Regions from separate parts of the Homo sapiens genome. Here all the other regions are linked to region 3. A link is a loop called in an ENCODE intact Hi-C map of the cell type or tissue named here. Cell type or tissue: endothelial cell of umbilical vein. All regions are shown on one strand. Each heading gives the region's core, and the rest is flanking DNA. Links, peaks and the distances in the headings are about the cores only. Region 1 overlaps PRKAG2 (protein kinase AMP-activated non-catalytic subunit gamma 2). Region 2 has its middle 20 kb from the start of CRYGN. Region 3 overlaps PRKAG2 (protein kinase AMP-activated non-catalytic subunit gamma 2). Region 4 overlaps PRKAG2 (protein kinase AMP-activated non-catalytic subunit gamma 2). Region 5 overlaps PRKAG2 (protein kinase AMP-activated non-catalytic subunit gamma 2).

Region 1 (6,348 bases), core at 699-5,698, 66 kb before region 3:
CCCAAGCTTTTAAGACTTTAATTTAGAGCCTCTGAGTCTTGCATTTCCATCCCAAGGGCTCCCGGGGCTGAGGAGCACCCCACTCCAGCTTGCCCCGCAGAACAAACGCCAGGCAGTGGTTCAGCGAGTGAGCATCAATAGGGCCATTGTCCCTAAATATAGAGCAAGACCAAAAACCGGGGGGTCAGACTCGAGTAATTTTAGGACTCCAGCATTTAGGCCTGAAGCTCACCGCTGGTTACTCCCCCGAATCGCAGCGCTGACCCCGTCTGAATCGTCTCCTGCAGATGGCCCTAGCTCAGCTGTCAGCCCGGGTCCTACCTGGAAGAGGGTTACTCTCCGTACTAAAAGCAGATGGAGTTTAATACACGGACGTCACAGTTCTGATTATGTGGCTGCGTGGTTATAAAGGTGAGGAAAGAGCTGAGACGCCAGACTAGAGTTTGGGAAGCGACCCACCGATGAGTAAGGAAAATCCTTTCCCACCCCAGGTGGGAGAAGGGAAGAGGGCGGCGCTGGGAGCCCTGGCGGGGCTGGAACCAGGAGCTGCAGTTGGTCTGTCTGGCAGGAACGGGAGCCAAAGGGGCTGTAGCTATGGTCAGATGTTGCCCAAGGTGTCTCCCTGTCTCCTGCCCAGCGGGAGCCTGGACACATGGCAGCAGGGGTCAGAGGTCAGCCCCTGCATCCAGGCAGAGTAGGGGTGAGGATTGAGCATGAGAGCAGCGCAGGTACCCGCTCGCCTGGAGGCACCACTGAGTCGTTGCGTGTGCCTGAGCCATGTGCTGAGCGGGGTGCCCGAGATGCACCCACAAATCCATCTAGGGTCCCTCCCAGCATTGCAAGGACAGGAAACCTTTGGTGCCTCAGAGGCAGAGAGGTTCCTGGGGAAGCTCTGGTGGCTCCTACGTTAAAAGGAACCCACACTTCCTTCGTTGCAGTCACGTGTGTGGTGTGTGTTCCTGGGGCATTGCTCACATGACCTGTACGTGAGTCATTTTACTCCTCACTTTCAGGGAGGCCACAGGGGCCTGTGGGACTGTACCGATGGTGCAGAGGCGAGACCTGCTTTGGGGGCAGAGGGACCTGTGGCTGCCGGCATCACTGGTGGTCCAGGGGGAGAGGCCTGAGAAGAGGAGGAGACCAATGGGGGATGGGAGAGGAGGCGGGAGAGGGCAGTGGAAGTATTTGTGTTTGCGCACAGGTAGAGACACTGAGGACTTTTCTCCACTTCCACCTGGGAGGGCCCCGCAGCCTCCTGGAGGAACCTCATGGTGTGCACAGGTGATTTATATCATTAATACCAAAGAACACGAGCAACTGCTAAAGTGAGTTGCTTTAGGCACCGGGGTGAAACTGGGAAGGCTCGTGAGGGGCCGTGGCCCCCGTGAGAGTCCCCTTGCTGCCTTGGAAATGACTCTGCCCAGCAAGGAGAGGAGTCTCTTCAAACAGCAGTTGACAAATGTTTCCTGTAAAAAGCCAGATGGTAAATGTCTTAGACTTCGAAGGCCACGTGGTCTCTTTTGCAACTACGAAGCCATAGACAAAGTATAAACTAATGGTGCAGCTGTGTTCCAATAAGTATTTATAAAAGCAGGTGGCCAGCAGGATTGGGCCATTGGGTAGTAATTTGCCAACTCCTGTTTTTAAAACATAAATCCCATCATGTCATCCCCTGTTCAACCCCTTGACGCCGCCCCAGCACATTTAAATGAAAACTCCAAGCCCCACCACACATGGCCTCTGAGGTCCTCTGAGGTCACCCTGGGCTGGCTCTGACTGTGTCTTGTGCACACCCACCCCCTGTCTTCCTCTGCTCAGGCTCATGTCCCCTAGGCCCTCTGCCTGAAACACCCTGAGATGCTGAGCATGTCCCCTAGGCCCTCTGCTAGAAAACACCCTGGAGCCAGAACACCCTTGAGGCTGTGCTGTGCCGTGCCTCCCAGATTCCCGATTCCTTCAAGAATGAGGAACTCACTCCCAGCTGTGGGTGTGACAGACAGATGGCCCTCAGCTAAGGAGCACCACCTCGCCAGCCTTCAGCCCCTCCCAGAGCCGGCCTACGCCCAATAACCGGCCGATGTACATAAAGGACCAGCCCCCGACCCCCGCTCAGGACAGCTCTGAAGGGGCATCCGGGCTTCAGAACTCTCTGTCGGGGCTTCACGGGGTCTCCATCGCCCCTTTGTCAGGCCCAAGAGCACTCCCTGATGTACATCCAACATGCTCATTTCCATCCCAGAGCCTGCCTCTCAGAGAGCCTGCAGCGACCCTTCCTGCAGATAGACACAGGTGGGGTCCCTTCCTTCAGGTCGCTGCTCCAACTTTCCAATACCACAGTGGCCTTCGGAAGGAAGGGAGGCAGGGGAACTGAGGGGACCGCGAAGGTAGGGCCTGGAGAAGTGCTGGGGAGTGAGGTGCAGCTCGAAGTGCTGGAGAGTGAGGTACTCGAAGTTAGGGCCTGGAGAGGTGGTGGGGAGTCAGGTGCGGCGGAGGGGGTTGGGTGGGCGGGAGAACAGGGACTATATGAAGCCAAAGCCCAGCCTCCCTCAGGGCTGTGCCCTGTGAGTTGTACAAAGGGCCCTGGGTCTGTCCCCAGATGTTGCCATGATCCAGAATTACTGTGAGCTTTACCCTGTACCCGACAAAAAAGATTGACTCTGGCTTGCCCAAGTCTGCCCCTAAGCCCCAGTGCTGGCCCAGCCAACGCGGGCACCCTGGGCCCCCCGCTCACTGGCCACAGCTGGAGCCTTCCGGACCAGGGCAGCTGATGAGGTCTGAATACTGGGGCTGAGCAGACTCCAGAAAAACGTGACTCATCTTGCCTGCCCACAAAGAAAGGAAAAGTATGTGCGGCATCCAAGTTTCCTGAAAAGTTCAGCCAACACATTGCAGAGTTATGTGGCCTGGCATCCCGTGTGGTCCCTGGGGACAGCGCCCTCTGGCGCCAGCCTGGAAGACGTCCCCAGCCAGGGCTGGCCTGCACATCCTGTGTCCAGGCTGTTATTATTTGGGAGAAGCCAACGAAAAATTCCCGGAAGAATCTCCTTGCCCTCAGCGAGTTAGAGTCCTCTAGTTCTCTCAGGGCCTGCTTTGGTGATGCTCCCACCTTCGGAGACAGTAAAAGGCAGCACTAACACATGCTCTTACTTAACACACAGGCCCACTGTAGCTCTTTTTCTTTTTTTCGAGATGCGGTCTTGCTCTGCCTCTCAGGCTGGAGTGCAGTGGTGCGATCACAGTTCACTGCAACTCAAGCGATTCTCCTACCCCAACCTCCTGAGTAGCTGCGACTACAGGTGTGCACCATCATGCCCGGCTAATTTTTAAATATTTTGTAGAGATGGGGTTTTGCCATGTTGCCCAGGCTGGTCTCAAACACCTGGGCTTAAGCGATCCTCCTGCCTTGACCTCCCAAAGTGCTGGGATCATAGGCACAAGCCACTGCTCAGCCTGTATTTCTTAATTCCTTTTTTAAAATAACACTTTAGGGCTGGGCGAGGTGGCTCACGCTTGTAATTCCAGCACTTTGGGAGGCCAAGGTAGTGGATCACTTGAGCCCAGGAGTTCGAGACCAGCCTGAGCAACATGGTGAGACTCTGTCTCTAAAAAAACAATTATTAAATAATAAATAACATTTTATTTTGACAATTTCAAACATAAAGTCACAAAAATAATACAAAGAGTTCTCATATCCTTTTCACCCAGATTGCCCGATGTTAGCATTTCACCAGATCTGCCCATATCTCATTTCTCACGATCTCTCACTGTGTGTTTATATGAATTCTGAACCCCTGAGAGGAATTTGCAGACATCATATCCCTTTACCCCTAAATATTTCAGTGGATGTTTCATAAAAACAGGGTCATTCTCCTAACCACAGTATAATTGTCAAAATCAGGAAATCAGCACAAATATCATGCTATCAGCTAAGCTGCAGGCTTCATTCACATTTTGTGCCTTGTCTCAGGGGCGTCATTTCTTGGAAGAGGAGACCTCCAGCCACGCGTTTTGTTTCGTTGTCCTTTCTCTTCAGTCTCTTCATCTGGAACAGCTCCTCAGTCCTGTCTCATCTGTCACGACCTGAGCACTTTTCAGGAGGACAACGGCCAGTTCTTGTGTCACCTGCCCTTCGACATTTCCTCACCATCAGAGCCAGCCTCCGCCCTCAGGTGGGCACCCACCCATCCGTGGGCTGCCCTGGGCTTCTGCATCCCAGCAGGGTCACCCGATGCGGCCGCGACACCTTTCCGGTGAAGTGGACGCCGGTCACTTGGTGAAGGGGGCGTCTGCCACCATAAAGTTCTCTACTTTAATAAAGGGCTTACTTTCCCCCTTGTCACCAGTCAGGGCTTCAGGGGGACCTACTTTGGGATTGTGTAAATGTCTTCTTTCTCATCAAACTTTCACTTGCTAGTTTTAGGATTGATATGTATTTCTTGCCTGAATTGTTACTATAGTAATTACCAAAAGGCGATTTTCTAAATTTATCATGAATTCTACATTGACTGGTTGGAATGCTACTTTAAAGAACAGGTTTTTCTTCTCTCCCTGTGTGTGTATGTATCTATGGACTCATGGATTTGTATCCTATTCAGTGCCATGTTATTTCTCATTATCAAATATTTTAAAAAATTTTTATTTTAGGTTTGGGGGTCCATGTGAATGTTTGTTACATAGATAAAGATGTGTCATGGGGGTCTGTTGTACATATTATTTCATCACCCACGTATTTCATCATGTATTAGGCTCAGTACCCAATAGTTATCTTTTCCGTTCCTCTCCCTCCTCCCACCCTCTGCCTCTTAAGTAGCCCCCAGTGTTTGTCGTTTCTTTCTTTGTGTTCGTAAGTTCTTATTATTTAGCCCCCACTCATAAGTGAGAACATGCAGCACTTGGTTTTCTGTTCCTGTGTTAGTTTGCTAAGGATGATCGCCTCCAGCTCCATCCATGTTCCCTCAAAAGACGTGATCTCTTTCTTTTTTATGGCTGTGTAATATTCCGCAGCACATATGTACTACATTTTCTTTATCTGGTCTGTCATTGATGGGCATTTAGGTTGATTCCATGTCTTCATTATCAAGTTTTTGATGCTCAAATTGTCCTAGACGTGGCCAGCAGGAGCCTCTCCAGGCGGATCACTGTGTCCTTTGACTTTCCCCATCATATCCCCACCCTGTCCCCATCATGCTGTGGGCACTTCCTGGCTTTCTGGCTGATCTTGTACATTCCTCACCCCAGCCCTGGAATTAGCCATTGCTCTAAAGAGCCCTTGTCACTTTTAGTGGCAAATAGTGTTTACGTGTGCATGTCACTCCTGGGGTGTCATTGCTTCTAGGCCTTCTCAGCAGATGTATTAGAGACAACCTAAACACCCACATAGAAGAGAGTAGTTGGCCAGGTGAGGTGGCTTACACATGTAATCCCAGCACTTTGGGAGTCTGAGGCAGGAGGATTGCTTGAGCTCAGGAGTTCAAGACCGTAGCGAGACCCTGTCTCTACCAAACAAACAAACAAACAAACAAACAAACAAAAATAGCTGGGCATGGAGACATGTGCCTGTCGTCCCAGGTACTTGGGAGTCTGAGGCAGGATGATCACTTGAGCCCAGGAGTTCACGGCTGCAGTGCGCTGTGATTGCACTGCACTCCAGTCTGGGCGACAAAGCGAGAACCTGTCTCAAAAAAATAAATAAATAAATAAATAATAAATAGAGTAGTTCAATGAAATAAAGAAGTTACAGCTACATAGCAGAGTACCATGTAGCTGTAAAAAAAATATGGCATCTTTGGGCCGGGCGTGGTGGCTTACTAAACCTGTAATCCCAGCACTTTGGGAGGCTGAGGCAGGCAGATCACGAGGTCAGGAGATCGAGACCATCCTGGCTAACACGGTGAAACCCCGTCTCTACTAAAAATAAGTAAATAAATAAATAAATAAAAATTAGCCTGGCATGGTGGCGGGCACCTGTAGTCCCAGCTACTTGGGAGGCTGAGGCAGGAGAATAGCATGAACCTGGGAGGCAGAGCTTGCAGTGAGCTGAGATCACACCACTACACTCCAGCCTGGGCGACAGAGTGAGACTCCGTCTCAAAAAAAAAAAAAAAAAGGAATCTTTGAATCAGTATGGCAAAAGACATGCCTAGGCAATCCTCAAAAGACATGAAAATAGCCATTAGACAATAGCATGAGCATACTTAGTCATCATTAGAAATCCAGATTGTAGAATTAATCCATATTTTCCTTTAGTATTTGTAGGTTTAACTTTTTTTGTGGTAAAATGCATATAATATGTAATTTAGCACCTTAACAAATTTTTTTTTTTTTTGGAGACAGGGTCTTGCTCTGTCC
Region 2 (6,348 bases), core at 780-5,779, 230 kb after region 3:
TCAGATCTCAACATTGTCTCTTCCCAGGGGCTTCTAGGATGGCCTGAAGCACCCCTCTCTGTGAATCTATCCAAGCACTCATGTTTTATCATATGGTACAGCATGTGTCATAACTGATCATCACTTTTGTTCCTTGTATTGTGTATGTTGTGTATTACTCGACTAGATTTGGCTGGAGTGGAGACAGTGTCTCAGACATCTTTGATTCCAAGCTCCTCCTAGCACAGAGCCTATAAAATAGATACTTTCTACTGTGCCATTTTAATTTCCTTGTAGTTTGTGTGTGTGTGTGTGTGTGTGTGTGTGTGTGTGTATTTTAAGTTATTAGCAGTTGCCCTGGGAATTACAGTTAACATCTTACTTTATTATAACACTCTAGTTAAGATTCATACCAACTTAATTTCAATAGCATACAAAAGCTTGGCTCCAGTTCCTCTCTCATTTGTGCTGCTATTGTCATGCAAATGACATTTCTATATATTATATGCCCATCAGCACAGGCTTACAATTGGCTTATGAAGTTGCCTTTTAAATCAAATAGAGAAAAGAAGTTACAATTAAAAAATACATTGATGTTGTCTTTTCTACATGCTTATGTGGTTGCCTTTACAGGTGCCCATTATTACTCCTCATTAGGATTCAAGTTACTGTCTAGTGTCCTTTTCTTTCAGCCTGAAGGGCTCCTTTGGTATATCTTCTAGAGCAGGTCTGCCAGCAATGGGTTATCATGGGTTTTGTTTATCTGGGAATGTCTTCTTTATTTTTCAAGGATAGTCTTGTTGGGTATAAAAGTTGGGGGGAGAGTTTTGCTGTCAGCACTTCTACTTACCCAACTTATTCAGGTATTTCATGAGCAGCACTCAGCCTGGAGCCTGCAGGCTCTTGTGTAACCCCAGAAACATAATGGCTTCCCAGGCCCCCTGTGGGCATCTCATTTTCCAGTTTCTGTTAGCTTGTTGTTTGCCCCAGTGTCAACTAAATTGCTGCTGATTGTTTTGATAAACGTCCCCAGGGAGAAAGTGCTGGGTGAGCCTAGCTCAGAGTCAGGTCACAGGCTAGCTTGCAGGTGGAACCACCAGACCAGGCAAATGAGGTCACTGAGCTCCAACCCCAACTTGACCCTTCCTGTGGCTGCTAAGCTGCTGAGTTTTATGGGGATTGCTGCTGTTGCTTTCAAGGCTACCAGGGAGCTCAGGGGCAGAGGTTTGGAGGGCTGTGAATAGGGCCAGTAAAAATGCCACAATGCTCACTGCTCTGAGGTTCAGCCAATTTCCTTCAACACTCCCTGGATTGTTATGAGCCTTTGGTTAATTTCCGGAGCTCTGGAAACGTTTATTTTTTTGGACAGTTTTTGCCAGTGTTCTCATTAGGTTCCTGGGGTCCTTACTGCACAGTTCCTGATGGTGTGGCTGCTGAATGAATGAGCAGAGGCGCCTTTGTAGGGCACCACCTTCTGGACAGGTTCTTTTGAATTTAGCCTGCACCTGTTGCTGTGTGATTAAAATTCCCCACCATGTATACAGTGCATTGTGCTGCCATTTGACCTGTCGTTATTGAGTCCACCTGACACCAGCTCCCAACAAAGAAGGGCTGCTCCTGCTCAGTGCCCTCTGCCATTGTTAATACAAACAGACTGAGATTGCAGCTGTACCCAGAGGTCTGAAAGTCACTCAGATGCCCCAGAATGTGCTGCTGCCTCATAGCAATGCTTGTAGAGGTCTGGGCTCTCAGGGGAATATCTGTAGTGCCTGCAGGCTGCTGCCCCAGTCTAAGAGGTGTGCACACTGCTGCCTTGCCCCTGTGCCAGAGCCTCCTCAGCAGAGCCTGAGGTTCCAGGAGGTGTGTGTGCTCGCAGAAGCCTCTGGATGCTGTGGTTACTCCGGTTGCCCACACTGCCTAGCAATCCTTGAACCAGGATGCCTTCAAAGCATTCCTTGGGAGATTCCAGAACCATTCCACCTCGTTACCCTCCCCCAAGAAGGGGATGTTTTATATAAAGAAAAAAAACAATTTTTGTGTTGCCCATCCTCCCTACCTCAATGACTTCCTAGAGGGCAACAGAATGGCCAGGTGAGAGCTGCTGTGGGGTTAGAACTGGAAAGAATCAGATCTAATTTAACATCCTTGTTTTCAGATCATGGAACCCGAGGTCCAGAGAGGTCAAGGGGCAGCTACTTGATCCCCCACTTAGTCTGTGTTTCCACCACACCACATTGGGACATAGCCCATGAGCCTGTCCACAGGGAACCCCAGTCAGAGCTTCATCCCCAGTCAGGGACAAAGACTTGGAACATTCCGGTCCTGGCCCCCTCTACAGCTAATAAAAACCTTTGGGCAACTCCTTTATATTTTGTGATCTTCTTTTATTTTAAAACTTCCCTTCACCAGGGATCGTTGTCACAGCCAAAAGTATGAAAACCCTGGATGTTTCCAAAGTGCTATAGAAGCACCAAGCCACAGTCCTGAGGACGGGTGTGCTAACCTCAGACTGCCAGCTGGAGCTCTCACCTGGTGTCAGGGTCCCCGTGAGTTTCTGCAGCTTCACGAGTGCCCATGATTGTGTATCTCCAGCAGCAGTCGGTGCTGTGGGTGGCTCCGGAATCCTGCAGTGCTGCCATCTTATTCCTGGGCTACACATCCAAAGCAATACGGAACACCACGACTTACCCCAGCAAACGAGTTTACCAAATCCGAGAAAAAATATTTCATTCCAGTCTGGCCCAAGGCATCAAGAACAGTATGATCTACTAAGAACTACCAACACAGTGATCCGAGGATTGCAGGCCCGCCCTCGTTCTCATGTCCAGCATGCTGAAGGTTGCCTGTGCGGTGTCACTATTGGTCCCCAGAGCTCAGTCCCACACCTGCCCAGCCAGACCCTGTGGCAGCGCAGCAGATTGTGTCCTGGCCAGGGAGGCTGCTGACCTGCCCAGTCAGCTTCTGAGCGGTGGGACCTCAGCTCCTCATCTGCAAAGGAGAGAGTCGCCTGGGAGATGACTCTGAAGGTCCCCCCGGGTCCCACATCTGCCACAATCTAGGAAACAGTCTTGGATTCGTAGTTTCACAAGAAATAGCACAGGATTCGGGAAATATTGTGGCCTCAGCAGCCAAGACCTTTCACCCAGTTCCTCCTACTGCCCAAGAAAGCCCCGGGCAGAGCTGTGCCTCCTGATTTATTCCCTACAAGAACACAACAGCCAGCTGGCAGGCTCCTGCGAGGAGAGAGCCTCTGCCTGCACCGCGTGGCTGCCGCCTGGCGTTCTGTATATCCCTCCACTCCCCTCCTGCTCCCATCATCATCAGATCAGCAAGGAATTCAAGTACATCAGCACAGGACTCTGTGGCTGCCTTACGGGGCGCGGTTGACGAGGGTGATATGTGCTGAACTTTACCCTAAAAGGCTCAAGCAGGAGGACAGCAGGGAGTTACAACTGGAGCAGCGGAAGGTCACATTCCTTAGCTCTGACGTCGGGATTTTTATTATCCCATAACAGAAATCGTTCCAAGGCGCAACCTTTTCTGTGTCTGGGGCATTGTTGTAAAGTTGTAGAATGACAGTAACAGCTCTAAGCCAGCGCAGCCGCCTGGCTCGGCAGTTACCACATATTGGCTTGTATCAGAGTGACCTGGATGGCTCGCTGACACAGGCTGGCTTCCCCCGCACAGTCCCTGATTGCAGAGGCCCCGTCAGGTGCAGGACATCTGCATGTCTTCCAAGTTCCAGGGACGCTGCTGCTGCTGCTGCTGCGAGCTCAGGGGCTGCATTTTGAGAAGCACTGGCTTGGACAATAATGGCACAGGGCTCTTATTGTCCAGATTAGGAGGGAGCACGGGCCGGAGTGACAGGACTGTGGGACCGCAGAGGTGGCCAGGCCACTCACCACCCCCTGGGGACTTGGACTGAGGGGGGCTGTGGGTTGAGTTGCCTCCCGGCAAAAGGCATGTTGAAGTCTTCATTCCCAGTACCTGTGAATGTGACTCTATTTGGAAATAGGGTCATTACCAACGAACAAAGTTAAAGTGAGCACATACTGGATTAGAGCAGACCCTAAACCAATGGCTGGTGTCCTTAGAACAGTGGTCCCCAACCTTTTTGGCACCAGGGACCAGTTTCATGGAAGACAATTTTTCCACGGACTGGAGTTGAGGGGATGGTTTCAGGATGAAACTGTTCCATCTTAGATCATGAGGCATTAGTTAGAGTCTCATCAGGAGCATGCAACCTAGGTCCCTCGCACGCACAGTTCATAATAGGGTTCGTACTCCCATGAGAATCTGAAGCCACCGCTGCTCTGACAGGAGGCAGAGCTCAGCTGGTAATGCTTGCTCGCCCCCTGCTCACCTCCTGCTGTATGGCCCAGTTCCTAACAAGCCACAGACCAGACCAGTCCATGGCCTGGGGGTTGGGATCCCTGCCTTATAAGAAAAATAAATTTGGGGCCGGGCACGGTGGCTCACGCCTGTAATCCCAGCACTTTGGGAGGCCGAGGCGGGCGGATCATGAGGTCAGGAGATCGAGACCATCCTTGCTAACACGGTGAAACCCCGTCTCTACTAAAAATACAAAAAAATTAGCCGGGCGTGGTGGCGGGTGCCTGTAGTCCCAGCTACTCGGGAGGCTGAGGCAGGAGAATGGTGTGAACCCGGGAGGTGGAGCTTGCAGTGAGCCGAGATGGCACCACTGCACTCCAGCCCAGGCAACAGAGTGAGACTCTGTCTCAAAAAAAAAAAAGGAAAAAAAAATGTAGACACAGAGAGGCAGAGACTGGTATACCAAGGACTGCCAGCACTTCCAGGAGCCAGGAGAGGCCTGGAGCAGATTCCCCTCTGAGCCTCCAAGAAGAAACCAACCCCCCAACACCTTGGTTTCAGACTTCCGGCCCCCAGAACAAGAGAATACGTTGCTATTGTTGTAAGCCACCCAGTCTGGGTTACTTTGTTATGGCAGCCCCAGGAGGCAAACAAAAACAGAGGGCTCCTTCAATGTGTGGCTTGCAGTTGTTTCTTGTTTTTGTGTGTGTGTGAGAGAGACAGAGTTTCGCTCTTGTCGCCTGGGCTGGAGTGCAATGGCGTAATCTCAGCTCACTGCAACCTCTGCCTCCTGGGTTCAAGCGATTCTCCTGCCTCAGCCTCCTGAGTAGCTGGGATTACAGGTGCCCACCACCACGCCCAGCTAATTTTTTTGTATTTTTAGTAGAGACGGGGTTTCACCATGTTGGCCAGGCTGGTCTTGAACTCCTGACCTCAGGTGATCCCCCGACTTTGGCTTCCCAAGGTGCTGGGATTACAGGCGTGAGCCACCACGCCCAGCTGTGGCTTGCAATTTTAAGACCAAGAGAGCCCCTGGCAAACTGGGGCAAGAAAGGATAAGGAGCCCAAATGACAGCTAGCCAGAACTTTCATGTCTACAAAGGAGAAAAGTGATGCTCAAAGTTGTGATCTGCCAAGAGTCGCCAGTGATATAGTTTGGATGTGTGTTCCCTCCGAATCACATGCTGAAATGTGATCCCCAAGGTTAGAGGTGGGGCCTGGTAGGAAGTGTTTGGGTCATGGAGGTGGATTCCTTGTGAATGGTTTGATGCTGTTCTCATGTTAATGAGTGAGTTCTCGCTCTGAGTTCATGCAAGACCTGGTTATTAAAAAGAGTCGGGGTTCCCCTCCCAATTCCACCTCTCTTGCTCCCTCTCGCCACATATGCTGGCTCCCCTTCACCTTCTGCCATGATTGGAAGCTTCCTGAAGCCCTCACCAGAAGCAAATGCCAACACTATGCTTCGTGTACAGCCTTCCGAACTGTGAGCCAAATAAACCTCTTTTCTTTGTAAATTACCCAGGCTCAGGTATTCCTTTACAGCAACGCAAATTGACTAATACACAAAATTGGTACTGAGGAGTAGGGTGTTGCTATAAAGATAGATACCTGAAGGTGTGGAAGTGGCTTTGGAGCTAAGTAATGGGAAGAGGTAGAAGAGTTTGAAGATGCTCAGAAGAAGACAGGAAGACAAGGGGAAAGTTTGGAACTTCTTAGAAACTTGTTAACTGGTTGTGACCAAAATGCTGATAGAAATATAGACAGTGAAGTCCAGGATGATGAGGTCTCAGGTGGAAATGAGGAACTTATTGGGAACTGGGGCCAAGATCACCCTTTACACCTCAGCAAAGAGCTGGGCTGCATTGTGTCCAAGTCCTGGGAATCTGTGGAAGTTTGAACTTAAGAGTGATGACCTAGGGTATCTGGTGGAAGAAATTTCTAAGCAGCAAAGCATTCAAGATGTGGTGTGGTTGCATCTACCAGCCTACGTTCAGATACAGGAAAAAGGAAATGACTTAAAATTAACACTTACATTTA
Region 3 (6,348 bases), core at 414-5,413:
TGGAGGCAACATGTATGATGTGGTACAATTGAATCCGGGAACCCTGGTCCTGTCCTTCCCTCCCAGCCTTGCACCTTCCTAACGGCTGCTCCTCTCTTGGGTCCTTTGTGGAGTATCCGGCCTGCCTTCTGCAGATTGACCAAGAATAACAGAGCAGGAACCTTTCGGGGAAGAGCAATGTGTAGAAAGGGGAGGCAGGGCATCTTGGAAGTTTGTCAAGTAGATGAGGTATCTGGAAGGGGGCAGGGGGCTTTCCAGAGCCTCAGATCATGCAAACAGAGGGCTGAGTTCTCCCTCCCCGCGAAGCGAGCTCTACCAGGGGTAGGTACTGTCCATCAGACACAGGCAGCATTAGGAATTCCAAGCTCCCTAGCAAGAGGGCTCCTTTCCCACCTCCCTCGGGATGAGTGGTTACCTGTCTATTAAAAACACTAGCAGCAATTCAGGTGTGATGCTGTCATTTTTTATCATGGCCCTGAACTCCCAGAATTGTTGTTGCCATCGAGGGGCAGAGGTAAACCCTAGGTTTGAGATTCCAGATCGTCTTTGAAAGGATGCAACCAATACTTTTGTTTCCACCACGAGACGCTTATTTCCCTTTCATCTGCAGCTTTCCTTCCTCTTCTCTTCCTCCTCCGTGGAGAATCGTACCAATTAATCACTGGAGGCAGACAACCACTAGAGCTCACGATCCCTGCCTCTCCCTTCATGATGTGAATGAGGAGAGCTCCTGGAGCTGGGAACGGCACCATGGAAACGAGCTCTGGGGCAGAGGCGGCAGTCTGGACACCGTCCCAGCCTCCCCAACCCGTCTCACTGGCACCTGACACCCAGAGGGCCTGCCGGGGTGGCGTCAGATGATGTGTTGAGTCAACAGAACCCCAGGAGAGCCCTGGTTGGAGTCCCATGGCAGCCGGCTGCAGCCAGCACCCCAGGAAGGGAGTGTCTGCCACCGGCTGCAGCCGCCACCTGGCCTCCTGGGAGACCTGGCGGGAAGGGGAAAGCCGGGCAGGAACCACACTCACAGACGGTCTCCCCATCCCCGCCTCTGCCGCCTTCTCCTGCTTCGCTGTACGTGGCTCTCCAAAGTGGAGGTTTGGGAATGTGCTTCTGTGGCCCATACCCCACGTGGCCCACACCCCATCGTGCCAGGTAGAACAATGCATTCTTGTCTCCCCTGAGAGCTGTACACCTGGAAATGGCTTGGGATACACTTCCAGGAGGGGATGGTGACTGAAAGCCCTCCCTGCATCACCCACAGCCCTTCCCACCTGTGCCTCATCCAGAGCCGTGAGCCTGGATGATCAGAGGGAGCCCTCCAGAGTGAGGATAAACAGCTCAGGAATGGGACCATTGTGGGAGGCCACTGGAGCCCCCCAGGAGGGGATCTGTTCATGAGCAGTGAGCTACCACCAAGGGTTCAGAGCAGACTCAAAGAGCTGAATTATAGAAAGCACAGGAAAAAACTCCAGGTACTATTACAGATTTTAAAAACGACTATGCTCTGGAAGCTTTAGTGTGACAGGGTCCCAGCGAGGCGTGATCTTGATTTGGTTATCACACTGATTTTCCACTTCATTTTCAGCCACATTTTCTCCTATTCAGGGCTCCTCAGAGACTTCTGAGTTTGGAGGTTCAGGGTGCAAAATGGGTATAGCTCCTCTCAGAAGATGGAACAGGGAGGCCGGCCACCCTGGAGGAGAGGGGAACCACGTGAACATTTTGAGACCCCTCGGAATACAGATTCCTAAAACCTGACTTTTGGGGAGTTAGAAGGGCCCCGAAGTGATTTGAGAGACAGAGAAATCTGTGTACCCATGCTTCATTCATCAGTTTCGTCAGATGATCCAAGTGTCCTGAGATTCAAGAAAGTTGAAGAACTACTTCTTCCCCAGTTTTTAGGAAGTTTCCTCAAGAGCTAGAATAATAAACAAATTGTCAACAACCAGGAATTTCAAGAGGGACTGGAAACACTCCGCGGCAAGCAGTGTCCGAATCCCGGGCACAGTGGGGGAGCCCGCCGCGGAGTTCCCTGGCCAGCACAGGGCAGGGACGTTGCAGACGGAAGCTCTGATGATGGAGGCCTCCCTGAAAGAGGCATGCTTCCAGGGCCTCGCAGCCACTGGACCCTCCCCACACCGCATCTCATCGGGGTAAATTCCAAGTTTACCCTCACATGAGATCTGCTGTTTTACATCATAGCGATAGCCGTGTATACCGGCTTTGCCAGACAATTGGCATGAACGATGCTGTGTTATAAACAGGCATCTCGAAGAGATCAAGGTTAGAATGACATTTCTGAAATCTCGAACTCTAGTCCTGACCTAAGAACATGTTCAGACATGCTCAGGCAGGATGGGCCACCTGGGGGGGCTCCTGCCCAGGAATATTCTGGCCCCATCCTGCCGCCAGGGCCAGGAAGCCTTTCCCCTGCTCACTGGGCACCCTGGCATCAGCTGAGAGTATGAAAGTCCCCCAGGTCTCCTATTGAATTGGTGTCCTTCCCTTATTTCCTTCTAGGAAATGACAGTAGTCACCATGCTGACTCAGCAAGGAGCCCGGGGGGGGGCCTCATTTCCTCCTCCTCCTCCTCCTCCTCCCTCCCCTTCCAAACCCAAAGTGCCAAGTCTTGGCCTTCCACTACCCGCTCCACCCTATACACCCTTGGCAGCTGGCCGAGGGAGCCCCGTTGGGGAGGAGGGTGGACACGGAGAGGCAGCCCAAGGCAGATACACCTCTGACCTGAGGCACCCACCTCGCCTGGTGCGACCGTGTGCTTTTTCCTGTCGCCCATACAAACGGTCTTCTCCCCAACATTCCACAGGGATGAGGTCACCGTCAGAAACCTCCTGGAATGGAGCAAGGCCCTGGGCTGCGGCCTGAAGACCTGAGTCATGGCTGTGGACCTGCTTCTGGGGTGGGGGGTAGATCCTCGGCCACACACTTCACCTCTCAGAGCCTGCACTTCCTCCACCGAAAATGAGGTTCTGAGATGTTTGTCCAAGGTCATGCCCATTCTTACCACCTATGATTCTCATGCTGGCCCATTCCAGACTATCACATTCGGCAGAGTTCATCTCCACAGCACCAAACAATGCCTGTTGCTTTTGTGATTCCACAAATACTGATAATTAGAGGGACTGAGGCTGCTAACATTTCCCTTTCATTGACAAATTATTAGCAAATTGTTTTTCCGAAACCATTGTATATGGGAAAAGTTCTGTGGCAGAATTTCTCTCTCTCACAAAGCAGCAGAGGGGCCTCCCCTGTGCCTCCCCAGGACTGCTTTCTAAGTGGCAACATCAAGATGCATATCTGCTGTTGTCTTTTGCCCAAGCGAAGTATCTAGGGTTACGTTTTGGGTCCATGATGTAGAACTCTGACCTCCAAGCAAGCGTGAAGAAGGAACAGGGCAGACAGCAGAGGCTGGGACCACATTGTCAGAGTTGGGACAGATTTAAAATTAGCCCCTGTGAGATTCTCCTTTCCTTCCCCTGCACCACCATTTCTGTTTTGTTTTGTTAGTTCCCATGTAAATACCCATATGCTAGAGCCAACTATTTCATAACTAGGTGCAGAATGTTATTGGGTATACAAAGCCCTATAAGACTGGATATTTTCCGGATTCCTTTTAGGAGAATAACCTTGGAAAAATTCCTGAAAGTTTTTTTTTTAAATAGAAATATTTTTTCACCTTCCATATTACCATGATGCTTTGACTTGAAGATCACTCAGATATTTTCCAACATATTTTGAACAGTTTCAATGACAAAAGATCATAAAACAGATTCTTAGAGCCTAGAACCGAAATCTGCAGCCTGAAACCTTACTCCAGATTGAAATATGAATTGAGAGTGAGCTCAGCTAGGGCCAGGGCCATTCAGCTATAAAGGGGCCAGAGTCCAGAAACTCCTGCTGAGAGAGGGGGTCCTGCAGGGGCAGGGCTGGAGTGGGGTGGGGAGGACACCAGGCGGGTGTGAAACTTGTCTTTTAGGAACATTCAGAGCAAGGTCTCAAAGCAGCTGGCTGGAAAGGAGCAGCAGAGCTCAGGAGAGCTGGCCTGGCCGGCAGCTGCATAAACGCCTGGTACCCGGGGACGAGGCATCATTCCAGGGCGTTTCTGCATGAGGCTGACCTTGGCTGCAGGGAGAGTCATTCCTATCAGAGTCCAAGCAGGTGGCTGGGAACTCAGAAGGAAGGGAATTTGCTCTTCCATAGAAGGGAGCTGTGAGACAGGATGGAGGCACTCGGACCACATGACCATAAAGAATGGGAACTAACAATTACTTTAGAAGTTTCCTATCTGTGAAATAGGGAGATTGGATTAAATGAATGGTTCCAAAACATGTCCAACCACCCGCGTCACCTGGGGAACGTCACACAGCTCACATCCCCAGGCTCCTCCTGGCCCCATCGGTCAGGATCTTCCGGTCCTATGGGCACATGTGTTCTCAATGCTCCCAGGTGACTTTTGGCCCAGCCAGGTTTGAGAACTGAAGCCTGAGAAGCATCCTAACTGTCTCTGTGGCTCAGATGCTCTACTCAGCATGTCGGGTTAGACTCAGTGGGGACAGGGACTGGGGACTGCCCAGACAAGGGTTTAGAGCAAAACCGTCTCACAGGGAAAGAGGGCACTAGCAGATACATAAACCTAGCATCTTCGATTAAGCCAGCTATTCAAGACATTTGCAAAAAGTAAAAATGCCACTTATTTTTTGTTTTGTTTTAAAAAATATAGATTGCTGAGAAGTTACTTTTAAAAAAATGAGGATCCCAAGGAGCTTTTATTTCTGTGGGTCATATGAATCAATATTCACCATATTAGAATTTTTTTTTTTTTTTTTAGAGACAGGGTCTTTCTGTCACCCAGATTGGAGTCCAGCGGCGCAGTTGTGGCTCATTGCAACCGCAACCTCTCAGGCTTAAGCAATCCTCCCTCCTCAGCCTCCTGAGTAGCTGGGGCCAAGGGCACAGGCCACCATGCCCAGCTAATTTTTTATTTTTTGTAGAAATGGGGGTCTCACTATGTTGCCCAGGCTGATCTTGAACTCCTGAGCTCCCAGCCCCTCCCTTCTCGGCCTCCCAAAGTGCTGGGATTATAGGCCTAAGCCACCGAACCTAGCCTATATTAGAAATTAAAACTGAGAAAATTTTAAACATTAATTCATTTATAAATGACAACCATAAACTCATTATATGTTAAACACCCTATTTTTCAAGAGTGTAAAGGGGTGCTGAAGCTGAAATATTTGTCTACCACAGCAGTTCTCAAAGAGAAGCTGAGCATGGGATAGGGGTGTTGGTGGGGTGGCCCTGAGGACAGGCTTCTTTCAGAGAAGTATTGGGCAGCTGGGGCTGTGGGAGGTAGAATAGTTCAGGTTGAATGGATCATTCTGGAATGCATCCACCAACACGGAGGGTGGAGAATGGTAGAATGGTCTTGAAGATGACCTCGCCACTCCCACCCTGGGCTGGGGGGAAAGAGAAGAAATGGCTGAAGGCTCAGGCAGGCCCGCTCTGTGTAGGGTATTCCTGCCTCTGTGCAAATGAAACAGCAGCCTGCAGTGGGTTATAGAGGAAGTGGACTCCTGGGCCTAAGTGGTACTGATACCTAAAGTCACCCTGGTCCAGGCGCTGTTCAATGAACTGACGTGTGGCACCTGGAGCTTGTCTTGGGGGTGACCAGCTTTTTCCAATTTCTTACGTCTCCAGGTGATGAGAAACCAGGGACTGGCCTCCACGCCCTCAGGAACAGCTTCCAGAGTGCATTGTGGCTGACTGTGGCTGGGGGCACTGGGATGGCTATGGCCAGGACTGCCTGGAGGAGACCCCAACTTGTCAGAGAGGGCTCAGCTGGGATTTCTCACCTCCACACTGAGCCTGTGTGGAGGGGCCGCAGGGTGGAGTCAGCCAGGGGTGAGCTGCAGCTTGAACTTCAGGTGTGTCACACTCCTGTCCCCCAGGCAAGGCAGAAGCTAGAGCTGGCTCTGAGCTTCCGACCAGCAGGGTCTTCTCCCGGAGACGTCACCTGCTATCAATGGCAGCTGCCCATACTGAATACGGGCCTTATCATTCAGTGTCCTAGGGTGCTTTGCTTCTTACCTCTTACTCATCACACAAAGCCCACGGGCAGCTCAGATGTTCAAAGAATGAAGCAAGCCTCTGAGCTGACTCCTCTGAGGCCACATAGCTGGCGAGTGGTGACTTAGGGTCCAGCCCAGGTTTCTGGCCCCAGAGCTCAGCTGCTTCCACGGTGCTGGCCAGTCCTTATCCTGGTTTGGGAGTGGAGGCTGGAAACTGTATCGTTGGGGGCAGGAAACAAGGACATTCAGCTGGGGTTCTGAAGGG
Region 4 (6,348 bases), core at 765-5,764, 120 kb after region 3:
CAGCACTTTGGGAAGCCGAAGTAAGTGGATCACTTGAGGTCAGGAGTTGGAGACCAGCCTGGCCAACATAGTGAAACCCTGTCTCTACTAAAAATACAAAAATTAGCTGGGTGTGGCAGCGGGCATCTGTAATCCCAGCTACTCAGGAGGCTGAGGCACAAGAATCGCTTGAACCCAGGAGGCGGAGGTTGCAGTGAGCCGAGATCGCGCCATTGCACTCCAGCCTGGGCGACAGAGGGAGACTCTGTCTCCGAAAAACAAACACAACCATACTCTTAGGAAGTTTTACCAAAGATTTTGTAAATATCCTGTATTTATTTCCCATGAAGTGTATTATTTCTTCAATATTACCAATGCAAGTGAACACGGGCTTTCCTTATAGTGGTCATATCTCTGCTTTTGAACTAGCAAAATCAGCATGAGTGTGATTTTTGAATAGATAGATTTCTGTGAAATGCAGCAAATCCCATATAAGAAATCTTAGCAGTAGAATATGAAATCAAAATTGCAAAAAAGCAGTTATGTCTAAATATGCAGCCCAAAGTTTTTCTTAATATCTGTAGATACAGGCCAGGCACAGTGGCTCACGCCTGTAGTCCCAGCACTTTGGGAAGCTGAGAAGGGTGGATCACTTGAGCCCAGGAGTTTGAGACCAGTGGGGCAACATGGTGAAACCCCATCTCTACAAAAAAAAAAAAAAAAAAAAAAAAAAAACCCACAAAAATTAGCCAGGCATGGTGGTGTACATCTGTAGTCCAAGTTACTCAGAGGCTGAGTTGAGAGGATTACTTAAGCCTGGGAGGTTGAGGCTGCAGTGAGTCATGATCGCACTTGTGCACTCCAGCCCGGATGACAGAATGAGACCTTGTCTCAAAAAAAAAAAAAAACTTGAGATACATTTTTTTCTCTATATCTCACCTCACTTTCTTTTTTTTGAGACAGAGTCTCACTCTGTTGCCCAGGCTGGAATGCAGTGGTACCATCTCGGCTCACTGCAACCTCTGCTTCCTGGGTTCAAGCAATTCTCCTGCCTCAGCCTCCTGAGTAGCTGGGACTACAGGCACCCACCAATATGCCTGGCTAATTTTTGTATTTTTAGTACAGATGAGGTCTCACCATGTTGGCCAGGCTGGTCTCAAACTCCTGACCTCAGGTGATCTGCCCACCTTGATCTCCCAAAGTGCTGAGATTACAGGCATGAGCAACCGCACCTGGCCGCCTCATTTTCTAATTGCGAATAGAAAATGCTATTATCCAAGCTATGTTTTGTTTCATTTTCCAAATATTTTTTCTATGTTGTATATGTATATTTATAAATAAGAATTTTTTTATTTGCAGGTACAGATTTATGAATTAGAGGAACATAAAATTGAAACATGGAGGGGTAAGCACTATTGGATGTTTAAAATCTTTTAGTATCGGGAAAGCTATGTTTAGTATGAAAAGTATGTTTTCATTTTGCAGATCCTTTTCTCTCTGCTCCATAAAATGTTATATAAAACATTCTCTTTATTTCTGTTAATTTTGATAGTATGCTACTGTACTAAAGCTGAACAATATAAGTATTGTCCCTTCTGTTTATAGACATGTATAGGACACCTTCAGCAGGCAAGGCCTTATCCTAGGGCCAGGAATGTGAAGATGAATGAGCTAACCAAGCCCCACCTCGCTGCCCACAATGGGGCCACCGCTCACTACTAAGTCTAAGCCCTCAGAGATTTGCCTTGGTATTAAGAAATGCATCAGAGGCATGCCTAACTTGAACCAAAGCAAGCATCTGTTCTTATTTAAACCTAGTAATTGTTTCTTTACAAATTGTGGAGAAACTTAGGACAAATGAACCTCAAACTAGATGGTTTGGAGCAAATAGCATGGAAGTAATTTGAAGACCATATTCTCTTCATTGTCACATTGACATTCACCCTGTAAAATCATGATACTCTTTTCTGCCATAGAACCATTTCTTAAATTCGCATTTCATGATTGTAAGGTGGTGGTCTCACTGACACTTGTCATGGTGGGTTGGTGGAGAGGACCGGGGGTGGGAATCACGGCAGACCCAGTCTGTCTGCAACAGCGGAGCCTTTGGAGGGTGCTCAAGGAAACACTGGTAGAAATGGAGGGACCAACTGAAGGAAAATTTTGAATTCAAAATTGAAGAGTTTGGTTCTGTGTTTCCCATAATATGCTTGATAGGAGAAGCAACCTTTGTAGCTGGCTGTGAAATCAGAATACATCTTGGAGTTCTCTTACACCCCCAGGGGCCCTTTCAAATCCATACGATTTAGAAGTTTCACTGAGTGATGGGTTTGGTTTATTACGGCTTTGTCAAACCAAGCTAAACAAATTTGGCATGGGATCTGTACAGTCTGTTGTGCAGTGATTGTGTAACACCAGCTTCTTGTCCAGTTCTACTGTACAAGTACTGATAGACCAAGGTTTAAGTATGTTTACGTTTTGACATTACATGATATTTTGTAGTAATAATAATGCCAAAATATTCTTAAACGCCTTCTGTATAGAAACTTTGGTAAAGCAAGGCCAGGTGCGGTGGCTCACACCTGTAATCCCAGCACTTTGGGAGGCCAAAGCAGGTGGATCACTTGAGATCAGGAGTTCAAGACCAGCCTGACCAACATGGTGAAACCCTCTCTCTACTAAAAATACAAAATTAGAGCCAGGCGCAGTAGCTCACGCCTATAATCCCAGCACTTTGGGAAGCCGAGGCGGGTGGATCACCTGAGGTCAGGAGTTCGAGACCAGCCTAGCCAACATGGTGAAACCCTGTCTCTACTAAAAATACAAAAAAGTAGCCAGGCGTGGTGGTGCGCACCTGTACTCCCAGCTACTCGGGAGGCTGAGGCAGGAGACTCGCCTGGGCCTGGGAGGCAGAGGTTGCAGTGAGCCAAGATGATGCTGCTGTACTCCAGCCTGGGCAACAGAGCAAAACTCCTTCTCAAAAAAAAAAAAAAAATTAGGCTGGGCACAGGACCTCATGCCTGTAATCCCAGCACTTTGGGAGGCTGAAGTAGGTGGATCACTTGAGGTCAGGAGTGCGAGACCAGCCTGGCCAACATCATGAAACCCCATCTCTACTAAAAATACAAAAAAAATTAGCAGGGTGTGGTGACGTGCACCTTTAGTCCCAGCTATTTGGGAGGCTGAGGTGGGAGAATTGCTTGTACCTGGGAGGCAGAGATTGCAGTGAACCCAGATCATGCCACTGCACTCCAGCCTGAGTGACAGAGTGAGACTGTCTCAGAAAAAAAAAGAAACCTTGGAAAAGCAAATTAATTGCAGTTGATATCTTCAGAAAAAAACAGTTTTTATGTGCTGGAAAGATGCCCACAATGCAGTAGGTTTTGAGCATCAATTTGGTAAAATAATACTTAAAAATATTTAAAGAACAAAGTTTGTCATAACTGATTTTATCTTATAACTTATGGAAATTGATTTTTTAAATTTCATAATTGCTTCATTTCTTGAGAGTAAGGTGAACCTGGTAGCATTCTAGTGACCTCTGCTGGTATTGCTCTTTTATCAGATTTCTTTGTTTTTCCTGATTTTATAAACACTTACTGTCACATTGTTTTTTAATATTTAATTTTTCTTCAAATGCAACATCCTGAAAACAGTTTGGAAGTTGTTTAAAATAGCCATAACTATGATTAACACAGGAGTTTTAGGCAAATTAAATTTCTTTTTATTTGAGTTTTTAATCCTTCTAACTATTAACCGTAAACTGAAGGGTATTTGAATTTGTGTTATAACTGCAAACAGCAAATGTGTTACTAACTGCATATTTTCTTTCTATAAATACAGAGCTTTATTTACAAGAAACATTTAAGCCTTTAGTGAATATATCTCCAGATGCAAGGTAAACTTGTTTTTTTTTTCTTTGAAAACATTCATTCAGATGTATGTGTTTTATCACCATGATAGAAAGAAAGACACAAATAAACATGTTCTTCATTCCAAACAGGGCCTGCCTCCTTAATTCCAGCTACACTGTACGCATTCAGTAAATCTAGGAACACTACAAAAATCACAGCCGTTGCTGGTGCTAAGGATGGATAATGGTCTAGTAATAGGGTCATACTAAACCATCACGAAGATCTCGGCCAATCTGGGGGGCGTGTTGAAATTGCAGATTCCTGGGCTTTTACCCCTGACCTGCTAAATCAGGATAGGGCCCAGGAATACACATTTAAACAACTCCCTTGGCAATTCTGCTCCACACTAGCGTTTAAACATCAGTGTGTGTTAGATGTCGGTTCAGATGTGGTGAGAGCATGGGCTGCCTTCTGTGTAGTCGTCTGGCCCGTCCTTTTTTATCCAAGCCTTCTGGTTTGGCTGTGATACATTTCCATATTGGTGTAAAAGCATCTTTCAAACTCAAATCCAGTACAGAGAAAGATTAAAATATTTATTTTCATTTTATTTCCAAGTCCTAACAAAAAGGTATAACAACCTTCTTACTGGCAGTCCCAGGAGAGGGACCAAGTAGAACAGAAATGTTGGCCCTGCAATATCTCCTAGCCGGGCCGGCCCGGGGTAGAGCCAGTTTGCCCACTCACCAATGCAGAGAGCTTGCTGCTACAGCCTTTGCTCTCTTGCCAATACGATGTATCTGTTTGCTTTTCTAAGGATTTAGGTTTCATCGTCTTTCAAATAAAATCACTAAATACACTCTTTAAAAAAACTCCTCTTCCTGGCTGGGCGCAAGGGCTCATGCCCGTAATCCCAGCACTATGGGAGGCCATGGTGGGTGGATCGCTTAAGCTCAGGAGTTCGAGAGCAGCCTGGGCAACGTGGCAAAACCCCATGTCTACAAAAAAGAAAGGTGGCGCATGCCTGTAGTCCCAGCTACTCAAATAGGCTGAGGTGGGAGGATCACCTGAGCCCGGGAGGTCAAGGCTGCAGTGAGCCATGACGGCAGGCAACAGAGCAAGACCCTGTCTCAAAAAAACAAACCAAAAAAAATCTCCTCTTCTAGAGATTTGTAGCTTGCACTTGTATTTGAGATATGTTAACATAGATTGTGAAAAATGAAAAATTTGCTGAGATCTCTAATTTAAAACTCTTCCAAAACACTGTTATTATTGCAATAATAAAAACACTGGAAGTGCTTTAAGGCAGGGGTAGTCCAAAGTGTTCTGATTTTTCTCGAAAGCCTCCTAACAACTTTAATGACTTCTCCCACAGCCTCTTCGATGCTGTATACTCCTTGATCAAAAATAAAATCCACAGATTGCCCGTTATTGACCCTATCAGTGGGAATGCACTTTATATACTTACCCACAAAAGAATCCTCAAGTTCCTCCAGCTTTTTGTAAGTAGTTTTTAGCGTTTCTAAAGACATAATTGCATTTACTTATTAAATAATGTACTTCAAGTAAATTGGCTCCTGTTACCCTCAGTAGAAGAAATTGTTAGTTTTGAGGTCTCCCTTTCTAAACTTCAGTTTCTCAACTTACTACTCTCTGAATTGTACATTCTTAAAGTTGATTCCAATTTAAAAGAATCACCTTTTAGTGCAAGTATCAAAACAATTTTAACAACAAAACTCGGCATTCTCTCTTTAAATTAAAACATTTGTCACCAGCATATGAGGGGAAATAAGGCAATCTGCAAGTCTAATTGAGGACTGTTGTACAAGATAAACTGAACTAATATCTAGAGCAAAAATTGCTTTATGTTGCTTTTACTGGTGTCATGGTTTTAGAAACATGTTCCAAAAAATGCTTTCCTCAAGATTATCTTATAAACTGCAGCAGTGATAGAAAAACCCGAAGCAAATAAAATTTTGGCAAGAGAATACCATGTTGGTCCAAATAAGGCCTGTATTAACCTGTAGGTTTTCTCAGCTACTTGAAATGACCTGGCTCCGTAGTCATCCAGAACTTTGAGCCTGTTTGGTTGGAAACATTAAAAGAGACTCAGGAAGAACAGAGAGTTTATAAGAGGCTTTTTATGTTTGTCTTTTAATTACATGCATGGAATTTGAGGTTGTAAGTAATCAGTCAAATAGAACCAGTAGAAGGTCTTAATCGTTCTGAAGAGGTACTTTGAAGAGTTGTTTTTCCAAGACTGTAACAGATATTAAAAATGTACTTCAAATTAGCTTTCCCATTTTCCTCCCCATGGCTTCACCTAAGGACCTAACATAGCGTTCCGGTGCAGTGTGAAGGAGCTGAAGCTCCTGCCCTGGAGGCAGCTTGAGGGACCCCTTTTGCTGACAGAAGCACAGAGGGCTTAGTGATGGAGAGAAATACCTTGTCAATCAACCCAGTCTTGTATTTTAATCATTTACATATATAAATAACATTTATTTAACCATGCTGTGCT
Region 5 (6,348 bases), core at 966-5,965, 95 kb after region 3:
GTGACCCTTCCACCTCAGCCTCCCAGAGTTCTGGGATTACAGGTGTGAGCCAATGCACCTGGCCTTGTTCCAGATCTTGAAGGGAAAGCTTCCAACTTTTCCCCATTCGATTAGCTTTGTCTTTGTTTTATTAACCCTGATTTAATTCTATGACCCTGCTAAACTCATTCTTTTTAGATCTAGGAACTTTTTCTAGATTCTTTGGTATTTCCTATGTAGAAAATCATACAGTGTGCACATAAAGACAGTTTTGCTTTTTCCTTTTCAACATGTATGCCTTTCATTTTTTTCTCTTGCCTTATTTCACCATCTGGGACCTCCAATATAGTGTTCATAGAATTAGTGAGAGTGAGCATCCTTGCCTGGCCCTTGATCATACTGGGAAAACATTTCGTATTTTACCATTAAGTCTGTTAGTGATAGGTTTACGTATATGCTCTTCATCCGATTGAGGGAATTCTTTATTATTACTGATGTTTTGCCTTTTTTTCTTTTAGCAGTAGAAGACTCAGAAAGTGGTGTTTACATGCGATTCATGAGGTCACACAAGTGTTATGACATCGTTCCAACCAGTTCAAAGCTTGTTGTCTTTGATACTACATTACAAGTAAGTGTACTCCATTTTCATGAATTTTTTGGTATTTTTTGGATGGCTACTACTTTATACAGTAATTTAAAACCAGCAATGCCAGCAAACGTTTATTGAGTCCTTTGCACTATCGGGCACTGTGCTGAGGTTTTATCTGAATTCTCAACATCTTGGCAACCTTATAAGAAATGTGCTATTACTGTCTTCTTCCTAAAGACAGGGAAGCTCAAATTATAGAGTTTAAGAACTTAAGTCAGAAAGCTTTGGCCAGGTGCAGTGGCTCACGTCTGTAATCCCAGCACTTTGGGAGGCCGAGGCTGGCAGATTACCTGAGGTTGGGAGTTGGAGACCAGCCTGGCCAACGTGATGAAACACCATCTGTACTAAAAATACAAAATTAACCGGGTGTGGTGGTGCATGCCTGTAGTCCCAGCTACTCAGGACCCTGAGACAGGAGAGTCGCTTGAACCCAGGAGGCAGAGGTTGCAGTGAGCCGAGCTTGTGCCACTGCACTCCAGCTTGGCAACAGAGTGAGACTCCATCTCAAAAAAAAAAGAAAAAGAAAGCTTAGTCCACAAGTTGTTGTGGAATTTAAGGACCTAATCCACAGAGCTAGTACAAGATGGGGTTTTGAACACAGGCCTGTCTAATGTGTGTTAGAACCTAAGCTGTTCATTATTAAACTGTATGGCCTCGCTCAGTATATCCTCATGGTCTTTCTTAGTTATTTAGTAGAACATATGATAAATTTGAAATAATATTGGTAAAAAAGAAGAAAATCACAAAAATGGGCAATCTTTTGAAAGAAGAACCTTACCGATCTCTTTTCCCAGAAAATTTGAATCTTAACATTTTGGTATTAAAATTATGCGTATTGCAACTTACTTTATATCAATGTAACTTATAATCACATACAAAAAGTCCTAAATAATATACTCAATACCGTGATCAAACTACATTCAGTGTAATCAAATGGGTGTCTACACACATATCTGTGCGTATACATTTAGTGTATTGTTTCTACATAAATATTTTCCAAGTAGGATTGTCCTCAGTCGAGTTCCTCAGAAGTAAATGCTAAACCAAGAATTCATGGGTTTATGAAGGATGCACTCCCAGGAGGAAGCATGAAGGGATCAGAGGAAGAGCAGGGCAGGGGAAGACACCCAGCAAGGGCCCTGGAAGGGCTGCCTCAGCCTGAGCCTTCGGGAGCACCAGCTGAAAGGTGCCCTGGAGTGTATCCACCCCCTCCCATAGCCCTGCCTTAGATGATCCTTCCAGGCTCTTCCTGCTCCACCAGGCCCTTTAGACCTCCCCAGGGACCCCCAGGTGTGGCCTGCTTCTGTTCCCATGCCCCACACCTGCCGTGCGTCCTCAGAGGGCTCCCCGGGCTCTTGGAGCCCCTTACCTGTATTCTGTGCCTGCCACCCAGGACTTACAGGATGACCAAAAATGACTTTGCTTTTGTTTAATTTCATTTTCCAATTGTTTCTTGTTAACGTATGGAAATACAATTGATTTTTGCAAATTGGCTTTATGTTCTTTGCTGAGTTCACTTTGGACCAGGTAACCTTCAGAGTCACTTTTAAAACCCTAAGATTCTTGATTATTTGACACAAAGAAGGAAGCATCCAAATACAATCTTATAGTAGGGAAAACAGTAGGCAGTTGTTTTAAGAGATGCGGTCTCGAGAACTGTGACTACATGTTTCAATAACAAAATAATGAGAAGTTCTGAATTCCCAAAATAAAGGAACTACTGGCTCAACCTATTTCAGCCTCACGCCCATCCCCCAGAAGGTTTACTTTTTAAAATACCAGATTTTCTGACCACCGGCATTTCTACCAACTTAAAAATAAGCGACAGTAGGCCGGGCACAGTGGCTCAAACCTGTAATTCCAGCGCTTTGGGAGGCCAAGGCGGGCAGATCACTTGAGGTTAGGAGTTCAAGACCACCCTGGCCAACATGGTGAAACCCCGTCTCTGTTAAGAATACAAAAATTAAAATTAGCCGAGTGTGGTAGAAGTCACCTGTAGTCCCAGCTACTCGGGAGGCTGAGGCGGGAGGGTCGCTTCAACCCAGGAGGCGGAGGCTGCAGTGAGCCGAGATTGTGCCACTGCACTCCAGCCTGGATGACAGAGCAAGACTCCAACAAAGCAAGACTCTCAAAAAATAATAATAACAAGTAACAGCTGATTTGACTTTTACCCAGCTTTCCATGTATTACTCATTTTGGCTAAACCCTAGAGAAAGTCAAGTGAGTAATACATGAAAAATGCAATGCCTTATGGATGTCCAAGGTGACTGATCCAGTAAATATCACTTCCGTAATTAAGAGGAGCTGTGAGCATCATCTCCGGGAAGCCGTTTATCCTGTGAGCCTCTAAGTTGAGAGGAGCTGAGATGCATTACCATGGAAATAGGGGGAGAGAGTTGTTTGGCATTGGTTAAGTCAAGGTAAAAAGATGTATTTGAAAAGGGGTGATTTGAGTATTTTCTAGACACAGGCTGCAGTAATAGCCATTGACACACCCTCAAGAGCTAAGAAAGCAAACAAAATAGCCGCGTACCCAAAACAACCTAAGAGACCAGTTAAATAAATCCTCGCATAGGCATATAATAGAATACTGCATAATGGAGAAAATGTTTGTCAAGAGTATATTCATTGATTCATTGATTAGGAAAAGAAAAAGTAAGCTGCAGAACAGTACTCAAAATGACCACGTTACTCTGAGGATACGACGTCATCAGAGCCGTAACTGCTCTAGGGACCAAGGCGAGCCACTTGCAGGGAAGCTGAAAGAGTGTGCGCAGACAGGAGTAGAACAGAGCCAATGAGAGGAGAGCAGAATGCGAGGGTGTGCCACCAGAATGAGGGGGAAGAGCAGTCTCGGGCTTGGCTTTTCTGCTTCCATCTTCGGTCTCTTGAGAGGCCGACTGGACTCCCTGCAGTTGGGTTCCATGAGATTCCCCTCGGTTTAATACTGGAATCACCCTGGGGATCCATGTAGATATGTCCTGGCCATCTCAGTCCTGATAAAGTGGAAATCAAATGTCCAACTGGGAGGTCTGCCTGCTGGGGGATGTAATCCCCACTGTCCTCAAGAGCCACACTGTGCAGTGCCAGCAGGGGCCAGCCCAGCAGGAGAAGCACCTGTAAACCAAGCCCAGCTTTTTCTCCATCAGTCAGTGGCTCATAAGGAGCTCCCCCGAGTCTGGGTGTGGATCGAGGTAGGGGAGGCACCGGTGTCAGAGCAGCTGCATCATGTACCCATGCAGTGTCCATGTACTTCACAGGCCTGGGCGAGCCCCGTCTCGGCCTGGCGAGAGAGGGTCGCTGTGCATGCTCAGCATTCGGCTTGGGGGGCCTAGTAGTTCCCTGTTCGTGATGGGGAGCTCAGGTTGCATGGTCTCCGCATCTCGTGGCTAGCTTGTTTGGTCTCTATAAGGGCCTGGTGCAGTCGGCCAGGAACTGTTTCCCAGCGGGAGAGTCATTATCTGCAGGAGAAGGCATGGTTGTTTTGGGGTTAATCTTCCCTCAAAACCCTCAATGTCTGCTCTGTAAATTTCCTTTTGGTGGAGGCTTCCTACAGCACCCCTAATATCAACCTTGCTGGGTCCTAAGGCCACACAGAAGAGCAGCCTGGACTTGCCACATGCCTGATCGTGCCCTGGGCCTCTCTGAAAACAGCTTTTAGTGTCACTCAGTACCGGTGTCAGAGTAGCACGTACACATGTGGTGCATGTTGCCTCCAAAACACCTGCCTGGTGGTTGCAGTGGCAGGTGGAGTGTGGAGTGACAACTTGAAGCTCCCATTGGAGGGGTGTCTCCAGTGTTTCAGGCCGTTCTGGGGTGTGAGACCCCCGGTTCTGCGGGGTCTGTCCCTCATGCTCTGCCCGGCACATATCTCACAGAGGCACCTAGAGCTCTGCTACTTCCTGCCTGTCTAGTCCAGCCCACACCGCTATCAGCGCATGGGCCAGTGTGGCAGTGTGCAGTGTGAAGATGGCCAGCTTCTCTGCAGACCATAATAAGGTAGAGAGCGGGGGTGCCGCAGCCTTGAGACACACGGGTGAAAGTATCCTGTTGCCAGGTAAAGCAGACTCCGTCTAGGGGTCCTTGTAGATTGGTATAGAGAAAAGGAGTATGTGTCCAGGCAGGGGCTGTGGGTCCCCCAAGATACTACATTGGGAACAGCTGCTGCAGTGACAAGTTCACTTTTCCTATTGAAGGGGCCCCTCACCTGTACATTCCTCAGGGGCTCCAGGAGGGAGTGTCCTCTGGGTATGGAATGTGCAGGTGGCACATGACAAATCCGTGCCAATGCCCCTGTCTCCCGAAGCCTGTGGATTCCTCCTGTATAGTTCACTGTGCCACAGAAGCCTGGCATCTCAGCCTCATTAAACACGGACTCAGCAGTGCCCTGCACTTCAGGCAGTCAACCAAGTGAGCGGTTAGAGCCACTGCCGGCTGCGTGCACAAAATGTTAATGAACAATTTCTCATAAGACCACTCATAGCAATCAGTCCCACCAAACTAGTGTTAAATTTCTCGTCTTTGTCCTAACGTTACTAGCACCTATTCCCATACATACTTCTTCGGTTTCTGCAGCTGTGAAATGGCAAGATCTCACAGTTTGTTTTGCATATAAGTGGTTTCCTCCCCTGCAGCATGCGGAAACCTGTCCCCAGTTACAGGTCAAGGGGTGGCAAGGGTGGGAGGGTGAGAGGCCCACGCTAGGCGTCTGCCCTAGGAAAGCCTGTCACTGGGCTTTCGAGTAAAGAAAGGTGATTCTCAGACACTGGGGAGCCAGCTGTTCCCACTGCCATGGGAGGCTCGGAGGAACTCCCGAATCTGGAATCTCAGCTTCATCTGAGTCCAGTCAGATGTCCCTCTGTCCGGTGCCAGGGTCCCACTCCTTCCAGATCCATGCCCAGCTTTCCCATCAAACCTGGTGATGCCACCAATTCCGCCTGTGCATCCACACCCCGCAGAGTTATGCTTTGTGTTTGATTTTGGAAACAGCCCTGTAGCTACAAGAAATAGACTCTCTGGGGACTGCCATAGAGGCTTGTTGGGTTCTCTGTCTGTGGGTGCAGGTCCCAGACCTGGGCTTGAGGTTTTCTCAGAGGCCCCAGCGCACTCACAGAATGCTGTCATACTGAGTCCTTTGGTCCTGGCTTCTGCCTCAGTGGCCAGTGCAGTGGCCATGTGGGCCCTGGCACACAAATGTCATCACAGGCACAGATGATGGCTTTTTTAGTCACAATGCCATGGCCTGCCCTGGATTACAGGAATCTGATTTCCCACTGACAAAGAGCTCAACACTGTGTTAAACCCATGGATGGGAAACCAATTCCAAGTCCTCTGTTCCTGGGAACCAGTCTTGGCAGTTTCTTTTTTCTTCTTCTTCTTCTTTTTTTTAAAGACAGGGTCTCATTCTGTCACCCAGGCTGAAGTGCAGTGGTACGATCTTGGCTCACTGCAACCTCTGCCTCCCAGGTTCAAGCAATTCTTGTGCCTCACCCACCTGAGTAGCTGGGATTACAGGCACCCACTACCACACCTGGCTAATTTTTTGTATTTTTAGTAGAGATGGGGTTTCACTTTGTTGGCCAGGCTGGCCTGAAACTCCTGGCCTCTTGACCTGCCCGCCTCAGCCTCCCAAAGTGCTGGGACTACAGGTGTGAGCCACCGTGCCCGGCCGTGGTGCCAGTTTCTTGATCAGTCAAGGTTCAGTCAGGAGACAGAAGCCA

Evidence for each region. A loop is a pair of places that touch in the nucleus more often than their neighbours do. Peaks named below come from ENCODE experiments on the same cell type or tissue, not always from the same donor. Only the 100,000 strongest peaks of a DNase experiment are listed, where the experiment ranks them.
Region 1: it touches region 3 in a loop (6-fold over the local background); 13 of 110 quality-filtered maps call a loop at or near these places.
Region 2: a loop joins it to region 3, with 3.0 times the contacts of the local background. A loop is called at or near these places in 3 of 110 quality-filtered maps.
Region 4: it touches region 3 in a loop (3-fold over the local background); 5 of 110 quality-filtered maps call a loop at or near these places.
Region 5: it touches region 3 in a loop (2.6-fold over the local background); 3 of 110 quality-filtered maps call a loop at or near these places.

What each region holds. Positions count from the first base shown.
Region 1 is chr7:151,750,857-151,757,204 of GRCh38, reverse strand. All of the region lies in intron 3 of PRKAG2 (protein kinase AMP-activated non-catalytic subunit gamma 2), which reads left to right. Among named protein-coding and RNA genes, the nearest start is that of PRKAG2-AS2, 52 kb to the left of the region's middle. RefSeq lists enhancers at 1-342, 1,531-2,312, 578-4,258, 3,879-4,662. In endothelial cell of umbilical vein, for the core only: a CTCF peak has its summit at 2,942 (motif pointing left); a DNase peak (open chromatin) is centred at 2,844; H3K27ac peaks cover 2,744 bases.
Region 2 is chr7:151,457,174-151,463,521 of GRCh38, reverse strand. No RefSeq gene overlaps it. Among named protein-coding and RNA genes, the nearest start is that of CRYGN, 20 kb to the right of the region's middle. RefSeq lists enhancers at 649-1,200, 2,301-2,968, 4,306-4,974, 5,699-6,348. In endothelial cell of umbilical vein, for the core only: no CTCF peak of the experiment used is centred there; a DNase peak (open chromatin) is centred at 3,351; H3K4me3 peaks cover 358 bases; H3K27ac peaks cover 660 bases.
Region 3 is chr7:151,684,264-151,690,611 of GRCh38, reverse strand. All of the region lies in intron 3 of PRKAG2 (protein kinase AMP-activated non-catalytic subunit gamma 2), which reads left to right. Among named protein-coding and RNA genes, the nearest start is that of PRKAG2-AS2, 120 kb to the left of the region's middle. RefSeq lists enhancers at 2,050-3,249, 24-4,356, 4,052-4,887, 6,205-6,348. In endothelial cell of umbilical vein, for the core only: no CTCF peak of the experiment used is centred there; a DNase peak (open chromatin) is centred at 2,831; H3K27ac peaks cover 2,138 bases.
Region 4 is chr7:151,567,700-151,574,047 of GRCh38, reverse strand. PRKAG2 (protein kinase AMP-activated non-catalytic subunit gamma 2) reads left to right here. Exons shown (of 16, transcript NM_016203.4): 9 at 1,339-1,384; 10 at 3,823-3,877; 11 at 5,206-5,332. Among named protein-coding and RNA genes, the nearest start is that of RHEB, 51 kb to the right of the region's middle. In endothelial cell of umbilical vein, for the core only: a CTCF peak has its summit at 3,528 (motif pointing left); a DNase peak (open chromatin) is centred at 3,517.
Region 5 is chr7:151,589,604-151,595,951 of GRCh38, reverse strand. PRKAG2 (protein kinase AMP-activated non-catalytic subunit gamma 2) reads left to right here. Exons shown (of 16, transcript NM_016203.4): 6 at 498-607. Among named protein-coding and RNA genes, the nearest start is that of RHEB, 73 kb to the right of the region's middle. RefSeq lists an enhancer at 3,357-3,857. In endothelial cell of umbilical vein, for the core only: no CTCF peak of the experiment used is centred there; DNase peaks (open chromatin) are centred at 2,871 and 5,301; H3K27ac peaks cover 1,917 bases.